Regions from separate parts of the Homo sapiens genome. Here region 1 is linked to region 2. The links are chromatin loops, found by intact Hi-C in ENCODE. Cell type or tissue: CD4-positive, alpha-beta T cell. All regions are shown on one strand. Links, peaks and the distances in the headings refer to the core of each region. The heading gives the core; the rest is flanking DNA.

What was found. Peaks named below come from ENCODE experiments on the same cell type or tissue, not always from the same donor. Only the 100,000 strongest peaks of a DNase experiment are listed, where the experiment ranks them.
Region 1: it touches region 2 in a loop (7-fold over the local background); 5 of 110 quality-filtered maps call a loop at or near these places.

What each region holds. Positions count from the first base shown.
Region 1 is chr2:176,003,193-176,013,095 of GRCh38, reverse strand. No RefSeq gene overlaps it. Among named protein-coding and RNA genes, the nearest start is that of LNPK, 5.9 kb to the right of the region's middle. In CD4-positive, alpha-beta T cell, for the core only: no CTCF peak of the experiment used is centred there; no DNase peak of the experiment used is centred there.
Region 2 is chr2:177,612,384-177,622,248 of GRCh38, reverse strand. IFT70A (intraflagellar transport 70A) reads left to right here and starts at 3,507. Exons shown (of 1, transcript NM_152275.4): 1 at 3,507-9,250. The coding sequence starts at 3,548. The coding sequence ends at 5,545. IFT70A-AS1 (IFT70A antisense RNA 1) reads right to left here. Exons shown (of 3, transcript NR_198966.1): 2 at 4,729-4,948; 3 at 3,011-3,961. RefSeq lists an enhancer at 3,205-3,434. In CD4-positive, alpha-beta T cell, for the core only: no CTCF peak of the experiment used is centred there; a DNase peak (open chromatin) is centred at 3,518; H3K4me3 peaks cover 1,333 bases; H3K27ac peaks cover 964 bases.

The sequences.
Region 1 (9,903 bases), core at 1,055-9,054, 1.6 Mb after region 2:
ATATAAAACTCTCTGTTCAGACTATGTGATTTTTATATAAAAAACCCCGAGGAATCTATAAAAAGAGTCCTAGAATGAATTAATCATTTTAGAAAAGTAATATTATAAATAAAAGGTACAAAGATAAACATATTTTTTATTTCTAAATGTTGCCAGTAAATATTTGGGAATCAAAATTTAAAACACAGTATAATTTATAATAGTACCAAAAATGAAATAATTAGCTATAAATTTAAAATGCAAAACTATGCAGGATTTATATGCTGGAAACTACAAAATAATGATAAAGGAAATCAAAGATCTAAATAAATGGATAGAAATACTGTATCCATGGATAGGACAACTCAATATTGCTAATAAGCCAATTTTTCTCGAAGTGATATATAGATCAATGCAACCCCAATAAAAATCCCAGCAAGATAGTTTTCTAGAAATTGAGGTTTATTTAAAAGTTCATATAGAACTAGGTTAGCCAAAACAATTTTTAACAAGAACAAAGTTGGAGGACTCATACTACTTCATTTCAAGACTTACTGCGAAGGTATAGTAGCCAACATGGTGTAGCAAAAGGCAAAAATAGAGAACATGGATCAATGAAAAGAAGAGTGAGTCTATTTCTAGACTCACAAATATACAGCCAATTGATTTTTTTTTTTTCCTGAGATGGAGTCTTGCTTTGTCTCCTAGGCTGGAGTGCAGGGGTGATGATCTCGGCTCACTGCAACCTCCACCTCCCAGGTTCGAGTGATTCTCCTGCCTCAGCCTCCCTAGTAGCTGGGATTACAGGTGCATGCCACCACACCCCGCTAATTTTTTTTTTTTTTTTTGTATTTTTAGTAGAGACGGGGTTTCACTATGTAAGCCAAGATGATCTCAATTTCCTGACCTCGTGATCTGCCTGCCTCGGCCTCCCAAAGTACTGGGGTTACAGGCGTGAGCCACCACGCCCGGCCAGCCAACTGATTTTTGACAAAGATGCAAAGGCAATTCAATGGAAAAAGGACAGTCTTTTCAACAGATGGTGCAGAAACAGTTTGACATCCATATGCAAAGAAAATGAATGCTAACCCATACCTCATACCTTTAAAAAACCAACTCAAAATAACCATAAGACCTAAAAGCAAAATATTAAGGTAAAAACCTGTAGATTAAAACATAGGATAAAATATTTGTGATCTTGGGTTAGGTAAATATTTCTTAGATATGACACCAAAATTATAAATTTCCCTCATGAAAATTAAAAATTTTTACTGTTTGAAGACAATGTTAAATGAACAAACAGACAAACCACAGACCTGGAGAAATATTTGAAAATTAGATGTCTAAAAATTAATTAGTATTCAGAATATATAATGCTCAAAACCCTTTAATTAAGACAAATGATCCAATTTTCTTTTTTTAACTTTGTTTTTTAGAGACAGTATCTTGTTCTGTTGCCCAGGCTAGACTACAGTAGTGATCATGGTTCACTGCAGCCTCAGCCTCTTGGGCTCAAGCAGTCCTCCTACCTTGGCCTCCCAAAATGTTGGGAGTACAAGCATGCACCACTGCGCCTAGCCAAATGATCCAATTAAAAATAGGCAAATTACTGGGACAGACAATTTTATGAATACAGCCTATTGTAGGAATAAAGAGAAGTCTGGTCCACAAAGGTGGAGTCTGGAGATGATACAGGCCTTGAATATACTGTACAGGAATTTGGTCTTTATCTTGTAGGGAAATATTGGTTCTGATTTCAGTATTGCTATAGCATTGGGTATTTTCTGTAACATATGTATGTATAAAGAAAACTAGCGCTTTTGAATATATCTTCTAAGGGGAAGTTACTTTCACACTATAACTCAAAAAAATCAAACTTTTAAAATTATTCACAATTCAGCAGTATACAGATCTACATGGAATTTTATTTATATGTACATATCTTATAGACATATAATATGGCTTGAACAAGAAGTTTGGTCTAGTGCCTATTATTTGAGAAAACTATCTCTTAAGTTTTATAAGAAATGAGATGTATAGTTAGAATTTCCGGTTGTCTATTTTCAGAGGTTTGTCAAATCAGTCCTATATTCTATAATTCATATATTGGTTCATGTCTCACAGCAGCCTGAGCCTTTTTCTCCACCTCTCCCTTCAGTTTTTCCTCTTTCATCATTTTTAGAACTCTCATTTCACTCATCTCTTTTTCATTCTTTCTTCAAGCTTTTGCAAGATCTTTTTCCAAAAACCAGACATTTTTATAAGGCATCTTCTTGTACTCGGTCTTCCATTGGTGACCACTTTGTAAATCACCATGACTTAATATTTTTCCTGTTACCTACTGTCTGCACATGTTTCACTAAGCTCCTCAGGGCAGGAAATCTGTCTTTTATATTTTATGCTTTGTGAAATACCATGCACTCTTATGACTCCTATTAACAATAAATTTCAGTCTGAATTAGCTAAAGCTACATCTTCCTTATTTTATGTGTAAGCTTTACAGGCATTCTAGGGAAGACTCAAGTTTCACCAGCTACCTGATTTGTCATGTGTATCATTTATTTTTTAGGAAGCATTAGAATGTCACCTTTTGGAGTTACTGAGCACAAAGCCAAGAATGTATATTTTTAACCTACTTAGCTAATATATATATATTATCAGAATGAGAACTTTTTTTAATTGTAAGAAGGAATTGTTCTTCTCTTTTTTGATAACTAGATTGAGCTCACATGGAGTTTTGAGACAGGTATACATGCCAGGACACCTTGTGTTCTAATTTTAAATCATGCCTTTCAGACACAAACGGTCTCTGGATTTATGCATTATTTATGACAATAGAAATCTTTAATGTTAGACTTGAAAAATGTCAGTGTCGAAATACATTCAATATTTGCAGAGTTACTTCACAGAGATCTAGACTTTATTTTCTCTCTTTTTAAGTGGAACATGTGAACCACATTTAGCACACATTTATTTCAGGAGAGTGTGATGGATGGGTCCAAATCAGAAGTGAGCAAACAGAGGCTGAGAAGCCATGCTGCTCATTCTGCTCTTACTCCATGCTCTTGGCTTTTGGTGCTGTGTTTTTCCTCTATTTACTTCCTTCTTTTCCCAAGTACTATCTATCTTGTCTACCAAGCCCACTTTCAGGAGGTAGCTGATAGCAGCTCCAAGTACCATCTGCCTTATATATACAGCGTATGCATTTTTAGTCAAAATTCTAAAAGGTGAAACAATCTCAGCCACAGGATTTGAGTAGTGTGACCTTCATGGACTCATTCTACTTAAAGGCCTACCTGATGAGCTACCCAAAATATTTTTGCCTGATAAGATATATATTCGTTTTCTTTTCCTCCCATAACGTATTACCATAATTTACCAGCTTAAAATCACACTCATTTATTATCTCACAGTTCTGTAGGTCAGAAATCCAGGCACAGAGTGACTCAGCTAGCTCTCTGTGCTAGGTTTTACAAGGCTGCAATCAAGGTATTACTTACTTTGTTCCTTTCTGGAGGCTCTAAGGGAGAATCTGTTTCCTGCTCATTAGGTGGTTGACAGAATTTAGTTCCATGCACTTGTAGGACTGAGCTCTCCATTGCTTGCTATCTGTCAGCCAGGAGCCATTCTCAGCTTCTAGAAGCTACCTGCATTCCTTGGCCATTTTTTTTCAAAGTCAGCAACGATGCACCAAGCCTTTCTTTCTTTCTTTCTTTCTTTCGAGATGGAGTCTCGCTCTGTCACCCAGGCTGGAGTGCAGTGGTGTGATCTCAGCTCACTGCAACCTCTGCCTCCTGGGTTCAAGAGATCCTACTGCCTCAGCTTCCAAAGTAGCTGGGACCACAGGCATGTGCCACCACGCCCGGCTGATTTTTGTATTTTTGGTGGAGACAGGGTTTCACCGTATTACCCAGTGGAGACAAGGTTTCACCATGTTGCTGGTCTCGAACTCCTGAGCTCAAGCGATCTGCCCGCCTCAGCCTCCCAAAGTGCTGAGATTACAGGTGTGAGCCACCACGTGGTGGCATCAAGCCTTTTTATGATTTGAATGTCTCTGATCTTTCTGCCTCATCTTTTCTCAGCTTTTCTTTTTTGCCACATCTGACTGACTCCAGCTGAAGAAATTTCTCTTTTTATGAGGGCTCAATTGGTTAGACTGGGCCAACCAGATATCTACAATAATTTCCCTACTTTAAGATCTATAAATTTAATTACATCTGTACATTCTTAGCAGTGCCTAGATTAGTGTTTTACTGACTAGGGGTGGAAAACTTAGAGGGACTTTAGAATTCTGCCTCCTATAAGATACATGACCTATATAATGAAAATGATAAAATTTTTGGAAAACATATATGAGGACACTTGAATAAATGCAGATTACTGAAAGGAAAGGCTCATATAGAAGAATATTGTTTTCCCTGAAATTAATATACAAACAGAAATTTTAATAAAAATCCACATAGAGTTTTGGGGGTTCTTGACAACTTGATTCCAAAAACAAGAAGAATAAATGGGTAAAAAAGACAACTGAATAGGAAAAAGAAAGTGTATTCCCCAACTCATTTAATGAAGGTAGCTAGCATATTTTGATACCAAATTCAGAGAAAGACATTACCAAAAGGAAAATTACAGGTCAGTCTTATTTGTGAGATCCCCTGAAATCTTAAACAAAATGTGAGTATATTGAATCCAGCAACATACAAAAAAAGATAATAGACTAATGGAAAGAATACCAAGGTCAGAAACAACTCCATACTTATATGACTACTTGGTTCATGATCAAGATGGCACTGCAGGGTAGGGCAGAGAGGACCATCTTTCAACAAATGGTGCTAGTCTAATTTTCCACATGGAAGGGGTTGGGGATCTATATATGCCTCCCTTTCTCCATATGTAAGAACATTAATTGCAGGTCTGCCTAGACCAAAATTTAAAAAGCAAAGCAATAAAATTTTAGAAGACAATATAAAAGTCTTAATGATCTTAGGGTTGGAAAATATTTCTTAAATAGGATACAGATATCATTAATCATAAGGGAAGAGTGATGAATTCTACTCCACTGACAACTTGGTTTCATCAAAAGACATTAAGACAGTGAAAGTACAAGCCACAAAGTGGGAAAAACATTTGTAGCACATATAATCAATAAAACTTGTTTCAACATTATATAACAGATTAATACAAAAAGTAAGAAAAATACAAACAACCCAACAGAAAAATGGGGAAAGACCTAAACAATTAGACAACACTCATATAAAAAGGGGCTATTCTTCATTAAAAATCAGGGAAATGCAAAATAGAGCCACAATAAAACAGCATTACACATTCATTACAGTAATAAAACTTAAAATGTCTGACAATATCAAGTGTTGGTGAGGATGTAGTGCAACAGAAACTTTTGTATATTGTTGTTGGTTATATAAATTGGTACAATCATTTTGGAAAATTTTGGCACGATCTTGTAAAACTGAATATATTAATATATACATGCTCTACAAACCAGGAATTACATACCAAGGTAAAGACTCCAAAGAAATCTGTGTTTATATGCTCTAGAACATATATATATATATATATATACATTCACACACACACACACATATGTACTTAAAGAGAACATACATATGTGTGTGTGTTTACACAAACTTTCACAGCAGCATTGCTTATAATAGCCTAAAGCTAGAAATAGCCTATATGTCCATCAGCAGTAGAATAAATTATGATACACCAATGCAATATAGTAACCTACAGCAATGAAAATGAATAAACTACAGCCATATCAACATGGGTAAATCTTAAAGACAGATTGATCAAAAAAGTTCAAGACATGTAAATGAAAAACTCTGTGATTCCATTTACATAGAGCTCAAAAATAATATTGTTTAAGGATGAGTAATTAGGCAGTAAAACCAGAAAGAAAAACAAGAAAGTAAATATGGTAATAATCATGATGTGGCCATCTCTAGGCACTTGAAGGTTATAAGGGAAGGAGCACATTGGGGCCTTTTGGAGTGTTGAATGTTCTACTTTGGCCCATATGGGGTTACATGAGTGTGTTATCGTGCTCAATAGTATACTTCAGTTTTAGAAACTTTTCTGTATGCTTGCCATCACCAACAAATCATTCTAATCATTTCTTTTCTTCATATGTTCTGATTCTTCCTCTATTCCAAAGCATCTACAGTGTCTCAAAGAGACTTGGGATTGCTACAGCAAGACTACAAGAACAAATAATTGAAGGGGTTCAGAATAAGCTACCATGGCATAAAAGTTATTTTGAGCTGAAGGACTTGAGTTCCTGAAATCCCTTATGTGCCTAAAAGTAAAGCCTCCCAAAAGACCTCAATTGTAATAAATCCCCTCCTGGGGAGCAATTCTAATATTTTCTTCTCTGAGGAGACATCTGCACCACACCCAGACATTGCTACAAAACTATCGTATCTTCCATCTATTCTCCTAAAAGTCCATTTATCTTTCCAAAAAGTGTTTTGTTTTCTCTAAATGCTTTGTCTCTCCCTCACTTCCTTTGAAGAAGTCATTTACTCTCCTAGAAGGGCCTCTCTGCCCTTCTTTGTCCCCTATTAAGATGGTATATAAGCTCTAAATTCTAACCACCTAGGGTCAGTTATTTGTGAATTTCTCTTTCTTTCTCCCTCTCTCTGTGTGTGTGTACATATGTAATTAAATGTCTTTTTTCTCTTGCTATCTTTGTTGTTTTAATTTGCAGGCCCCCAAAGAGGAAACAAGAGAGCGCAGAGGAAAAGTTTTTCCTCCCTGACACAGCTCAGTCTTTAAAAACACTTCCAAAGTCGGTTCTCAAGAACAAAAAAGCCTTGTCAAGACTGAAACATAGCATTTGACCCAATTTCTCTCCCAGCTCTGGCCACAGAGATTGGCTGAAAAACACCTGAACCAGGAGTAAAAAGACAGGGTGCTGGAAATAACATTGAAAAAGATTTGGGGGCCAGGAGGGAACAATGGGCCTTGATAAGAATGGTGGAAAAAGAGACTATCTAAGTGGGCTGAGTGCCATGTCAGTGGACAGGGCAGAAGGCCTAGGTTAAGAGCTGTTATCATTGCAGACTGTGAGGGCTGCCTGCTGCCTAAATACGCATCACCCAGCAAGGGACATCCACTTTCCTCTGGGCTGCCCAGTGGGACGCGCAGAACATCTCTGTCAAAGATGAAGGGTGAGGTCTTGGACCACCTGACATGGTACCATGTTCCTTTTTCCATTCCTCACAACCCTTCTATCCCTATAGATTTAGTCTGCAGGGCCCGAGAATCTATATTTCAATAAGCACTGTGGTGACTCTTATGCAGGTAGCCTCTGGCACTGGCATACCACTTCCCAGAGAAACTCAGCAATAAGAAGAATCTCCAGTGGCATTTGTCAAAAAATCCACATTTCCAGGCCCCCTATACCAGACAAGTGAAATCAGAATCTCTAGGGGATGGGCCTGAGAATTTGAGTTTTTGATAAGGGACACTGGTGACTCTCAGAGAAGTCTGGGAAACTGCTCTAGTTTAAAATTCTGTTCTCAATATATTTTTATTTATTTTTTGAGACTGAGTTTTGCTCTTGTTGCCCAGGTTGGAGTGCAATGGTGACATCTCAGCTCACTGCAACCCTCTGGCTCCTGGGTTCAAGTGCGTCTAAATATGTTTAAAAACAAAACATCTTATTTACAATAAAGACATATGTATTTTGAAAAAATAAGTACCCTGCAGAAAACAAAAAATTGCAAATGGTAATATATATTTTTTTCTCCAGCCCAGTGCTGCAGACCTAAAGATTCCAATGTTTACATCTTCCCTTGAAGTCACAAAAATATCTTAAACTTAACGTGTTCAAATTGAAATTACCCTCTTCCCCCAAACCTGGCTCTCTTCCAGTGTCCTCCATATCTCAATGATGGCATTACTATCCACCCACTGGGTCTGCTAGAAATTCTGAGTTATCTGACTCCTCCCTCTCCCTCAGTCCCCATCCCACCCCATGATATTTGAATCCATCACCAAGACCTTCCACTTTACTTCCTATTGTTCCATTTCCCCCACTTCTGTCCATCTCCTTGTTCCTACCCCAAGCCACTTGCATGCCTACCAACACTAACACCACTCATAGATTTAATTAGTCCAGTGCTGGCTCTGCTTGTGTTCCCACACTGCAGCTGGAATGATCTTTTCAAAACACAGATCCAATCATGTCAAATGCCCTCCCCCTCCCTTTTTCTCTTAAGATTACAGTTCTTAATATGGCCAATAAGACTCTGCTTAATCTGGTCTCCAGCTTCAAACTGGTGCACTTTCTCCCTGCAACCTAGGCTCTAGCCACAATAGCCTCCTTTCAGTCCCTCAGGCTTGCAGTGTTCCCTTCTGACAAAAAGGCTTTACACATGATATTCCCTCTGTTTCCCACTCTCCCTTTTTCAGTTTCTCATCTTTTGGATCTCCATTCTGGTGTGACTTCCTCAAAGAAGCCTTACCTAACCTCTTTGACCATACCAATGAATGCCACTTATGTAAGTTCTTAAGTTCTCATAACACCTAGGTAAATTCAACCTATTTTAAACTAGACCATTTAAAACTCCATTGGTTAGAGCAATTTGTTTCCTCTCTCCAAGTATTCTCTGGTGTTCTTCTCTGTTGTTCTTTGGATTTCATTCTTTAGACCCTATCCCAGAACAATTTCAGGGTTAGTAGGGGATAACTCTTGACATTTGGACTCTGCTAAAGCAGCACCTTCACTGGCTTTCTCACATTCTCTCCGGCTGCTGTTTTCTTATCATTTTCCAATACCGTGAACATTAGCCTCTATCACAGCACTTATTTAGTCTGCATTGTATTTTTTTTAAGGTTTCTCTCACTAGTGTCAGCGGCTTTAGGACAGCTGGTTTATTTATCTCTGTATCCTCAGCACGTAACACAGGGCCTTGTCAATAAATATTTGGAACCACCCTGTAGCCTGAAGTCCAGCCACAATAGTGTGTATGTTGATTTCTCTGCTTGTAATGTCTTTCCCTCACTTTATTTGCTCGATGAACAACTATTCTTGATATGAAGGAGGCAGTGGCTTAGTGTTACCTTCAACAGTGTACATAATCTTTCTACATTTCAGTTTCCTCATTTGAAAAATGATACTAAAAAGGTTGTTGGGAGGATTAAAAGAGTTAATGATTAAATACTTCTCTCCCTTCTCTTTCCAGGTCAAATCTCTACTCTCGGTAGAGCAATTCCCTAGGGAATTTTATCTCAGGATTAGGTTTTTGGAATCTCGTGTATCCAGACAGCTCTTCTCTGTCCCCTTGCTACCCTTTTTTCAGAGGTGGGGTATCGCTTGGTAGCCCAGGCTGGAGTACAGACACTGATGGCTCAATTGAAACCAGAGGACACATTACTGGCAAGTGGAAAGCCGTTCTTCCCAGTCTTCTTAGGAAAGGAGATCTTTCTGCGGTGAGATATATTTGCAAAACTGCACAGGACTTTAATACTTTGCAACAGCAAAGGTTGAAAAACAAAACGGTTAAATTTCCACATCAAAACAGGTGAAATGTTTCTGTTCATTTTCTTCTACATTTGGAAAGTGCCTGATCCACAGTGACACGCTAAACTTCAGTTCCCTTCCCCTCATCCTTGCAAGTGTACAGAACTGTAACTAAATATTTAGGCAATTAGGGCAAGCAAATTGCACAGTGAATTATGCGGTAGCTTCTAGTATAATAAATTTTCTTACCAACCAAACAATGCTCAGTTGCTTCTCTTGACAACCTGTTTGCATCGTCAAAGTTTAAATGTAACATATTAAAACTATTACTCTTTAAAAAATCATTGAAACTTTTTTGTGTATAAATAAAAAAATAGAATAAAAATAAATAAAAAATAGAAAAAAACCCATGAAAAATGTTTGCACATGGGGTAAAG
Region 2 (9,865 bases), core at 1-8,000:
AGCATACACTCTTTCCCAAAGTCTTAAAAGGTGGAACAGATGCTCCAAAAAGTCAGTCAACTATATTTCCAATTTGGCACTAATTTATAGTTTTCTTCTCTGTTCACGGTAGAAGACTGGAGTGGGAGAAAGGGGATGCAAGATAACTGAACTCCACAAACTGTCCATCCTGAAGAAAATGGTCTGAAATCCAAGGGAAAAAGAAATAACAACTGGAAAATGGATTTGCAGAAGGTCCTCCCTTATAAAGGAAGATGTTTGACCACAGCTGTGGTTGAAAAACTCACAAATTAACAATGTTTACCAACAGAAAGGGGCCACAGATACAGTATAAATAAGACATACCTGCCAACTAGTTTTAAAAGAGAATGCCAAATAGATTGTACATACAAATAGAATATGGGACTTGATCATGGCATATTTTGGCAGGCAGAACATAAGTATGCTAAGAACCAAGCATCATGCTTTTTGTTCCTATCTATTTCGCCTAAATGAAACTCTTCTACGTGATAAACATGTCTCCCTTTGTGTAGCAAAATCCACCCTGAGTCCAACTCAAATTTCATCAAACTACAATTCCTTTCTACAAGTCACCAAATCACTTTATTGCAACCACCAAATGCTTTCCTATTAATTGAAATGGTATGATACACTTACTTTTTGATATATCCTCCAGGTTTTCAAGATCCTATTGCAAACAAAATGATGCTTTATGACACTTTATAATATTCCACCCTATTTCATTCTTTCCATAATTTCTATCATTAAACAGCCTTCTCTCACCACCACGCCCAACAAAACTAATCTATTCCCCAACTGCCTATCAGAGACCAGATAAAAGTCAGTCTATCACAGCAGCAGTGATGGTCATGCCAATTTCACAGTGTGATTTGTGCACTCATTTCATTTTGAAAATGACCCTGCCCTCCATCTGTCTAAGCAGAATGTCCTGCTCTTTTCAAGCCAGGCCTCTGGAGCAGCATCACATGAAATAAGGAGGAAGAGACACAGAACGGCCTCCCTCCTGCCCACTTCAGCCACCATGCTCACAGGTACCCACACAAAGAGGAGAACCCCAACTGAATCCTGGTAGGGATCCCAGAAATTTGGAGGAGAATATAGTCCTTTTATTTTCATACATTTTCAAGAAGCCATTTGAAGATGATGTAAATACAACTCTGCAAAACAGAGAGAAAGACTAATGAAGGGCAATTTCCCATTCCCATGTTGTCATCTCACCTTAATTTAATAGCAAATTACCTAAGGTAACAGTACATATATAAGAATTTTAAAATACTGAGCCTTGCGAGGCACAGTGGCTCACACCTGTAATCCCAGCACTTTGGAAGGCCAAAGTGGGAGGGTTGCTTGAGGCCAGGAGTTCGAGATGAGCCTGGGCAACATGGTGAGACCCTATCTCCATTAAAACATTTTTTAAAAAAGATTAGCCAGGCATGGTTGTGCACCTGTAGTCCCAGCTACTCAGGAGGCTGAAGCATGAGGATCACTTAAGCCCAGGAGTTCAAGGCTGCAGTGAACTATGATCATGCCACTGCATGTCAGCCTGAGCAACAGAACAAAGCCCTGTCTCTAAAAAATAAATAAATAAAATACTGAGCCTAAATTCCCAAGGGAGAACCATCAGGCAGCCTGCTGTAAAGAAGTCGATGCACCCCTTCCCCCAATTTATTACTGAGCAGTATCCTCTACCCATGTACCTCCTTGGGCTTAAGACTCTAAAAGGGTGCACCAAGAGATCAGATTGAAAGAAGCCTCAGAATAGAGTTATAGTAATATTCCACAGTTGCTTTCTGTGGGGTCTTAGGTGAGCCAAAGTCCCATTCAATCCTGAAATGGGTGCAGTTTCCCTTTCTTGGAATTGATGCACTGGGAAGCTCCTTGTCTAGTTCCAGCCAAAAAGACCCAACTCTGCCAATTCCTGGCAAGGGAGAAGACTGAGTAAGTACATAAAGTCAGTCATATGATGATATGAGCAATCACACACCTACTAAAAATCTCCTTCCAGTGATACTGGGTAAATACGAACTACACAACTCCAGTAGTCACATCTGCTCACAGCTGGAATCAAGGCCTAGAAGTTCAAAGTTTACTAACTACACAAAGTTAGTTCATTGTTTTAATGGAGAAACAAAGACAATAATATTCCTTATACACACTTAGCACCAAACAATGGGCCCTTACAAACTCACGTACATGAGATACATGGATTGGGTTATTCATCAGTCACTATTTCCTATTGAAATTGGTTATTGGATATCATGGTTCAGCCCCTACCTACCTAGATGTGGCTTTAAACAAACTATTAATTTAATAGTTTGATTTAATTAATGTAATACTTAAATCTTTAAACCTTTCTAGCCCACAGACTTCTTAAACTACAATATGCAGAATGCAGGCTGCTTATTCAAATTAGAAATACTATATGTAAACAGTCTCTAATAGAGGTGCTATATGATATGGTTGACATCGTTATCAACCGTATGATAGCTGTGAAGTTTATATACAGAAAAGATTTATGGGCAGTAACACTATTATGGATGCATACAAAGGATTTGCAGTAATTATGTAGCAAACAACACACTTTTACTTGGATTAGGTTTATATTAGGTGCTAGAGAGACCAATGGATATCATGGGAGATGACAAAAGATACTGATTTCTTATTGGCAGAGACAGTTGGAGGACCACAGCAATGGATACAACCAAGTGTAAACGCCAACATATACTCAGTAATTTTTTTTTTGTCATGGAAAAGGAGAGATACTGCGATCAAAAACAGATCCTCTCCCAGTACCAATTAAGATTCACAGCACTTTTTCCTTATTAACCTCTGGAAACCACCAAAATAAGAAGGATTTCTGTTTGCTGCTGTATTCTGTTCTTACAAACTGTGCCCTCGGGGTAGCATAAGAACCTGCTCTAATTCCAAGGGAATTCAAGGAGTTAACTCCCTTTTGCCATCCCGCTCCTTTTATTAAAAGGTCCTTTTATTGTACTGACGATCTCTACTTTATTAAAAGTAAGCCAAACGCCAGCATTAGTATAGACCACACCAATGCACAAGGCTCAAAATCGCCAGAACATGGTGCCGGAAATCTTCCTCCGATTCGCTAGAGACCGAGGTGGCACAACAGACACAGAGAGTGCCCCTCATCTTTAGGGGGCAGGGAAGGCGAGTGACCGTGCGTCCACACGGGCCGCGAGTCGGGTCGGTGCAACAGGGACTACGCCTCCCAGCATGCAGTGCGGCCACGCCTGCGCAGCGGCGCCACAGGAACGATGCATGCCGGGACCGGGAAGATTCAGTCTCTGAACGGCCCGGAGTAGTCGTCTTTCCCCTTCTGACTGCCGCCACGCTGCAGTCCAGAATATTTGAAGATCAAACCGAACTTGAGAGACTAACGAGAACGGTCCCTTTTTATTCCTAACAGATTCCTTCCGTGGCAAAGTAACCCGTCGTCTTCCGTTTCCGGTTGCCCGGTTGCCCTGTTGCCGTGGTAACCGCACGCATAACAGCCGTGGTGGTTATGGCTGGTCTGAGCGGCGCGCAGATCCCCGACGGGGAGTTTACCGCGCTAGTGTACCGGCTCATCCGCGATGCCCGCTACGCCGAGGCGGTGCAGCTGCTGGGCCGAGAACTGCAGCGGAGCCCCAGGAGCCGTGCCGGCCTGTCGCTGCTAGGCTACTGCTACTACCGCCTGCAGGAGTTCGCGCTGGCGGCCGAGTGCTATGAGCAGCTGGGCCAGCTGCACCCGGAACTGGAGCAGTACCGCCTGTACCAGGCCCAGGCCCTGTACAAGGCCTGCCTTTATCCGGAGGCCACTCGGGTCGCCTTCCTTCTCCTGGATAACCCCGCCTACCACAGCCGGGTCCTCCGCCTGCAAGCTGCCATCAAGTATAGCGAGGGCGATCTGCCAGGGTCCAGGAGCCTGGTGGAGCAGCTGCTGAGTGGGGAAGGGGGAGAAGAAAGTGGAGGCGACAATGAGACCGATGGCCAGGTCAACCTGGGTTGTTTGCTCTACAAGGAGGGACAGTATGAAGCTGCATGCTCCAAGTTTTCTGCCACACTGCAGGCCTCGGGCTACCAGCCTGACCTTTCCTACAACCTGGCTTTGGCCTATTACAGCAGCCGACAGTATGCCTCAGCACTGAAGCATATCGCTGAGATTATTGAGCGTGGCATCCGCCAGCATCCTGAGCTAGGTGTGGGCATGACCACCGAGGGCTTTGATGTTCGCAGTGTTGGCAACACCTTAGTTCTCCATCAGACTGCTCTGGTGGAAGCCTTCAACCTTAAGGCAGCCATAGAATACCAACTGAGAAACTATGAGGTAGCTCAAGAAACCCTCACCGACATGCCACCCAGGGCAGAGGAAGAGTTGGACCCTGTGACCCTGCACAACCAGGCACTAATGAACATGGATGCCAGGCCTACAGAAGGGTTTGAAAAGCTACAGTTTTTGCTCCAACAGAATCCCTTTCCTCCAGAGACTTTTGGCAACCTGTTGCTGCTCTACTGTAAATATGAGTATTTTGACCTGGCAGCAGATGTCCTGGCAGAAAATGCCCATTTGACGTATAAGTTCCTCACACCCTATCTCTATGACTTCTTAGATGCCCTGATCACTTGCCAGACAGCTCCTGAAGAGGCTTTCATTAAGCTTGATGGGCTAGCAGGGATGCTGACTGAGCAGCTTCGGAGACTCACCAAGCAAGTACAGGAAGCAAGACACAACAGAGATGATGAAGCTATCAAAAAGGCAGTGAATGAATATGATGAAACCATGGAGAAATACATTCCTGTGTTGATGGCTCAGGCAAAAATCTACTGGAATCTTGAAAATTATCCAATGGTGGAAAAGGTCTTCCGCAAATCTGTGGAATTCTGTAACGACCATGATGTGTGGAAGTTGAATGTGGCTCATGTTCTGTTCATGCAGGAAAACAAATACAAAGAAGCCATTGGTTTCTATGAACCCATAGTCAAGAAGCATTATGATAACATCCTGAATGTCAGTGCTATTGTACTGGCTAATCTCTGTGTTTCCTATATTATGACAAGTCAAAATGAAGAAGCAGAGGAGTTGATGAGGAAGATTGAAAAGGAGGAAGAGCAGCTCTCTTATGATGACCCAAATCGGAAAATGTACCATCTCTGCATTGTGAATTTGGTGATAGGAACTCTTTATTGTGCCAAAGGAAACTATGAGTTTGGTATTTCTCGAGTTATCAAAAGCTTGGAGCCTTATAATAAAAAGCTGGGAACAGATACCTGGTATTATGCCAAAAGATGCTTCCTGTCCTTGTTAGAAAACATGTCAAAACACATGATAGTCATTCATGACAGTGTTATTCAAGAATGTGTCCAGTTTTTAGGACACTGTGAACTTTATGGCACAAACATACCTGCTGTTATTGAACAACCCCTCGAAGAAGAAAGAATGCATGTTGGGAAGAATACAGTCACAGATGAGTCCAGACAATTGAAAGCTTTGATTTATGAGATTATAGGATGGAATAAGTAGTTATGACTGATAGTGGCTTTTTTCAAAATGGCTTTCTTACGTACCACACTTTTTTTTATCTGTATTTAGCCTTGGCATCTTTATATTTGTCTTATTTTGAATCTTATCCACTTTGTAAGAACAAGTTTATGTTTGAGCAACTTTTTCATTTAATCCAGAAGGGTAGGGACTATGCAGTGTAAGCTGCATCACTTCTGCTTTCTTCCTACTAGTGACAATCATCTGGTCTTGCCCTCAAGCAACAATTGCTAGAGTAACATCTTTGTATAAGCAAGTAACCCCAGATAGAGTTGACGTTTCAGCTTTGGGCTGTCAAAAGGGTATGTCATGGACCAAAGCACTGTTAGTACGGGTATGTTTGCATTTGGTCACTGATATGTAAATGACTGCTAGCCCACGGCTGGACCACTTCTCAATCAGCAAATAAAGCCATGTCTATTTTGCTATCTCAGCATAGACTATGCTGTCTGATAAATCTAATTCTTAACTCTATTTCTCCAGTTTTTTAGTCCTTTAACTTTCTGGATTGCAACGAAGTCTAGTTTAGACCTCTAAGCCCTTTTAGAAGTACAAGTATAATGGGAATTTCTTTTCTTGGTTCTTTTCAGGTTATGAGGTTTGGTCAGTGACAAAATTTTTTTTCATAATTTGGTTGATTGGTTGCTTCTTAAGTTTTATAATAAACGTTTTTCTTCATGTTCTATTTTTGATTTTACAGAAATGATTTTGCCTCCTTGTGGATACTGACATATATTAAGTGTGGAAGCTTATTAATATTTTTGGTTTTTTAAAAACTGAAATTTTTAATTTTTACTTTTTAATTTTTTAGGAAAAAATAAGCACTGAACTGAGAATGAGAAGAATAAAAGTATGAGTTCCATACCTTCTAATTTTAGGCTGTCAGAAATTCCTTTATTCTTTGGGATTTCACAATCATTTGAACTATCAGAAGCCTTTACAATTACTTTTAGCTGTAACATCCGATTCTGTATAAGCCACATAGAAAAAAGTTGCCTTTCTTTTTTTATGACCTGGATATATAAGCAAATCAGCTAGGAAATATATAATTGTATTTTATATTAATGTTTTCTAGGATTTTGGCTTACAGTAAATGTTAACCCCTATGGTAAGTGATTGTTATTGTTGGATGTTATACTGATTATTAATAAGAAATTTGGATTTTTGCCTTTTTACCTGGAATTTTTGCTTACAGCCGTAGCTATGAATATATATAGGGTGGTCCCCAGTCTCTGTTATGGTTGCGCATAAATTAATAATTTTATAAGTATTTAGAAATGGTATAATTCTCTTAACTTCCTCTTTCAGTTTTTGTACTAATGTTTGTTTTTGTTCGGGAAGAGGAGATTTGCTTTTAATCCTTCCAAAAAATGATGAACCACCGTTCCATTCAGTAGTTTGACAAGCTGTTATAATGTGTATTTTTTCCTCAATTATTCTTGAAATATTTAGAGCCTCTCCTGCTTCTAACATGAAGGCCTTTAGATGCCAGTCTGCCAGAAATCTGGAAACAGAGGAACCGGTGAAGTGAAGATGTAATGGAGATTTAGCTAATGATGTACTTCACAATCCACCTTGGATCTCCTGCATGTCCAAATCTCAGTAGTTAATCAAGTGTCTGCTGCCATTAACAGAACAGAAGTAATGGATAACAGAATGGAAATAAGAGATGCCAGAACTACTTCCATAACTAACTCACCAAATCAAATCATCAGTCCTCATATTCTTGTTTTATTTAATACAAGGAGAAGAGGCCATGCACTTTCCAAAAGGTCAAAGCCACATAGAATAGGAAGGCAATCTCTAGTTTAAAGCTTTCTCTTGGAGTGTTTTCTCCCCCTGTCTTCAAAGGGTCTACTTGAGAGATAGTGGTGTTTACTGCTGCAGCATGTATCACAAGATAAGAAATGAAAAATCAATCTTTCTTACCACCCTGTTCTCTTTCCCTTTTTTATCTTTTCCCTTTTGTCAATTATAGAATTATAGGGACATTTTTCTCTGATAGCTGGAAGTTGAACCTCAACCAGGTATAAAAGATGCATAACAACCTTTTAGCAGTAAGTGTCAAGTGAGTGAGCACTATGATTATCAAGGTGACTTTGGAAACCTTTTAAAAATGCATTTTTGCAAAACAAGATAACATATATTGATAAAAAGTGACTCTCAGATTGGTAATGCCAGAAAAAATTTTAAGAGGACTCACCAAAAGTACTAGATCTATGTAAGTTGTAGAATAGAGTGAAGTTTTTTTATATATTTGTGGTAGCCTCCATCTTTTAAACTTTTTGAACTCAGTAGAAAAACAGACTGAAATTTTAAAGACATGCAGTATTTGTATCATTTTAAATTCTGTAACACTGGGAATTAAATATACTCAACTTTAGAGGACACTTGCCTTACTGTAATCTATAATCATTTTATATTGAAAAATAGGGCCAGACATTAGCCAAACGGTAATTAATTTACTAGCCATAGGTATAGTGTTTAATATTCTCTTGGGGAGTGAGTCTTTACTAAGTGATTACTCTATACTTGATACCACTATTAATTGAGGTTCTTTTGGTTGTTTAATTAAATCAGCTCCTTTGGATTTGGGCCAAGATTGATCCACCACATACTGAAATCCGTTCTACAACATCATAATGTGTATTTACTAGAAAAGGACTTGCTTCATAAGGAAAAATTATTAGAATATAGAGACTTATAAGTACATTTCTAGTGTGAAAAATAAGCATTTGTTAGTTTAAGTGAGACCTGCCAATAACTTGATTGCAAATATTAATATCATGTGAACATATAAAATGGGCCCAAATCCTTGTTCAAAAGTGAAATTTGCACGTTTGTGAAATAAAACACATCAATATCAATGACTGAATACCTTAATTCAAAACAGCAAATGGCTAAAATTATACTATGCAAGCAGGACCCTAGTAAGTTATGTGGGAAAGCATTTATTGCTGCTAATATTTTATTTTCAATTATTTCATTAGGAGAGTCAAATGCTTAAGATAGAGGACACATGACTAAAAGTTTCACCAGCACTCATGGCATCTGCTATAAAACATGTGTCCACAGAGTACCCACAAACTCTCAAGATCTTAAGTCTCAACAGTAAATTACTGGTTAGTTTTTCTAATCAGAGTCTCAACGTCTTAGTCCCAATTCTTCCAAATTTTCCAAAACCATACACTATAGTGTATATGGAAAGGAGAATATGTACTTTTGTGAATATAAAGTGTCTGTTCCATTTTTAGTCATGAAGTACCATAGGAAGAGATGGTCACACCCTAACATTGTAAAGCAAAAGAAAGCTTCAGGAATCAGACCATAACAGCAACACTTTGCTGAAAAATATTTAATTAGAAGGCAATACCACATACTCACATATGCTAAGGAGTGCAATTATTTTGTATGTTTACTGGAAAAGGCAAAAAATTTTTCTGTAGTTAAAACAATATTTTTGTTTCTAGAACTTTTGTTCTTGTACTGATTCATTACCATTAAACTGTTTTCACAAAATGCCAAAGAACAGAGGAGAGCTATACATGATTTGACCAAGACGCTGCAAGTAGTTTCAGAAACTGAGGAGACTATTTTTCTGACAATGTATATAAGATCTATAATGAAATGATTGGTAAAATTATAAAATGGTTCTGGAAATAATCATGTAAAATATAAAATGGGAAATTGTAAATGTGATTTTTTTACATTTGTAGATACGACCTAAATAGGTTCTTTTAAATTACAAATTAAGGATTAAGATAAACATCTGGAATGTGTCTGCAGCTAGAGTCTGAACAATGAGGGCTTAGACCAGTTCATCTCTTGAATCATAAAACTGAGGCTCAGAGAGATTAAGATGTCTTCCCCGGGATAATATGATAGAGCCAAATAGGATCCGGGCAAAGCCTGGATCAGAATTCAGGGCGTCTTACTCAATTCTCCTGCTCTTTCCACTCTACTACCTTTCTCTTAGGGCAGGGACCCCTCTTAGGGGCCTACAGGGCCCTCCAAGTATAGAAATAAAGGAAAATCCTGAGTTCCTACAAGGGAAGTTCCAGCCACCTAGCTAGCCCTGAAAAGCAAATAAGCAACTTGATGAGCAAGAAGGTATTAGTAACTTAAGGCGATAGCCAAAGAAATTGGAATCACAGGATGTTTGGTTCCCCTATAGGAACTAGAGATAACATCTTAACATATGTCCTTGAATTGTTTTTCAGAAACCCAGACCCCCACCAAACAGATCTGCCTGCACATAGACCTCAGATAAGGGGGAACTGAGGACTGAACTCTGACTGCCGT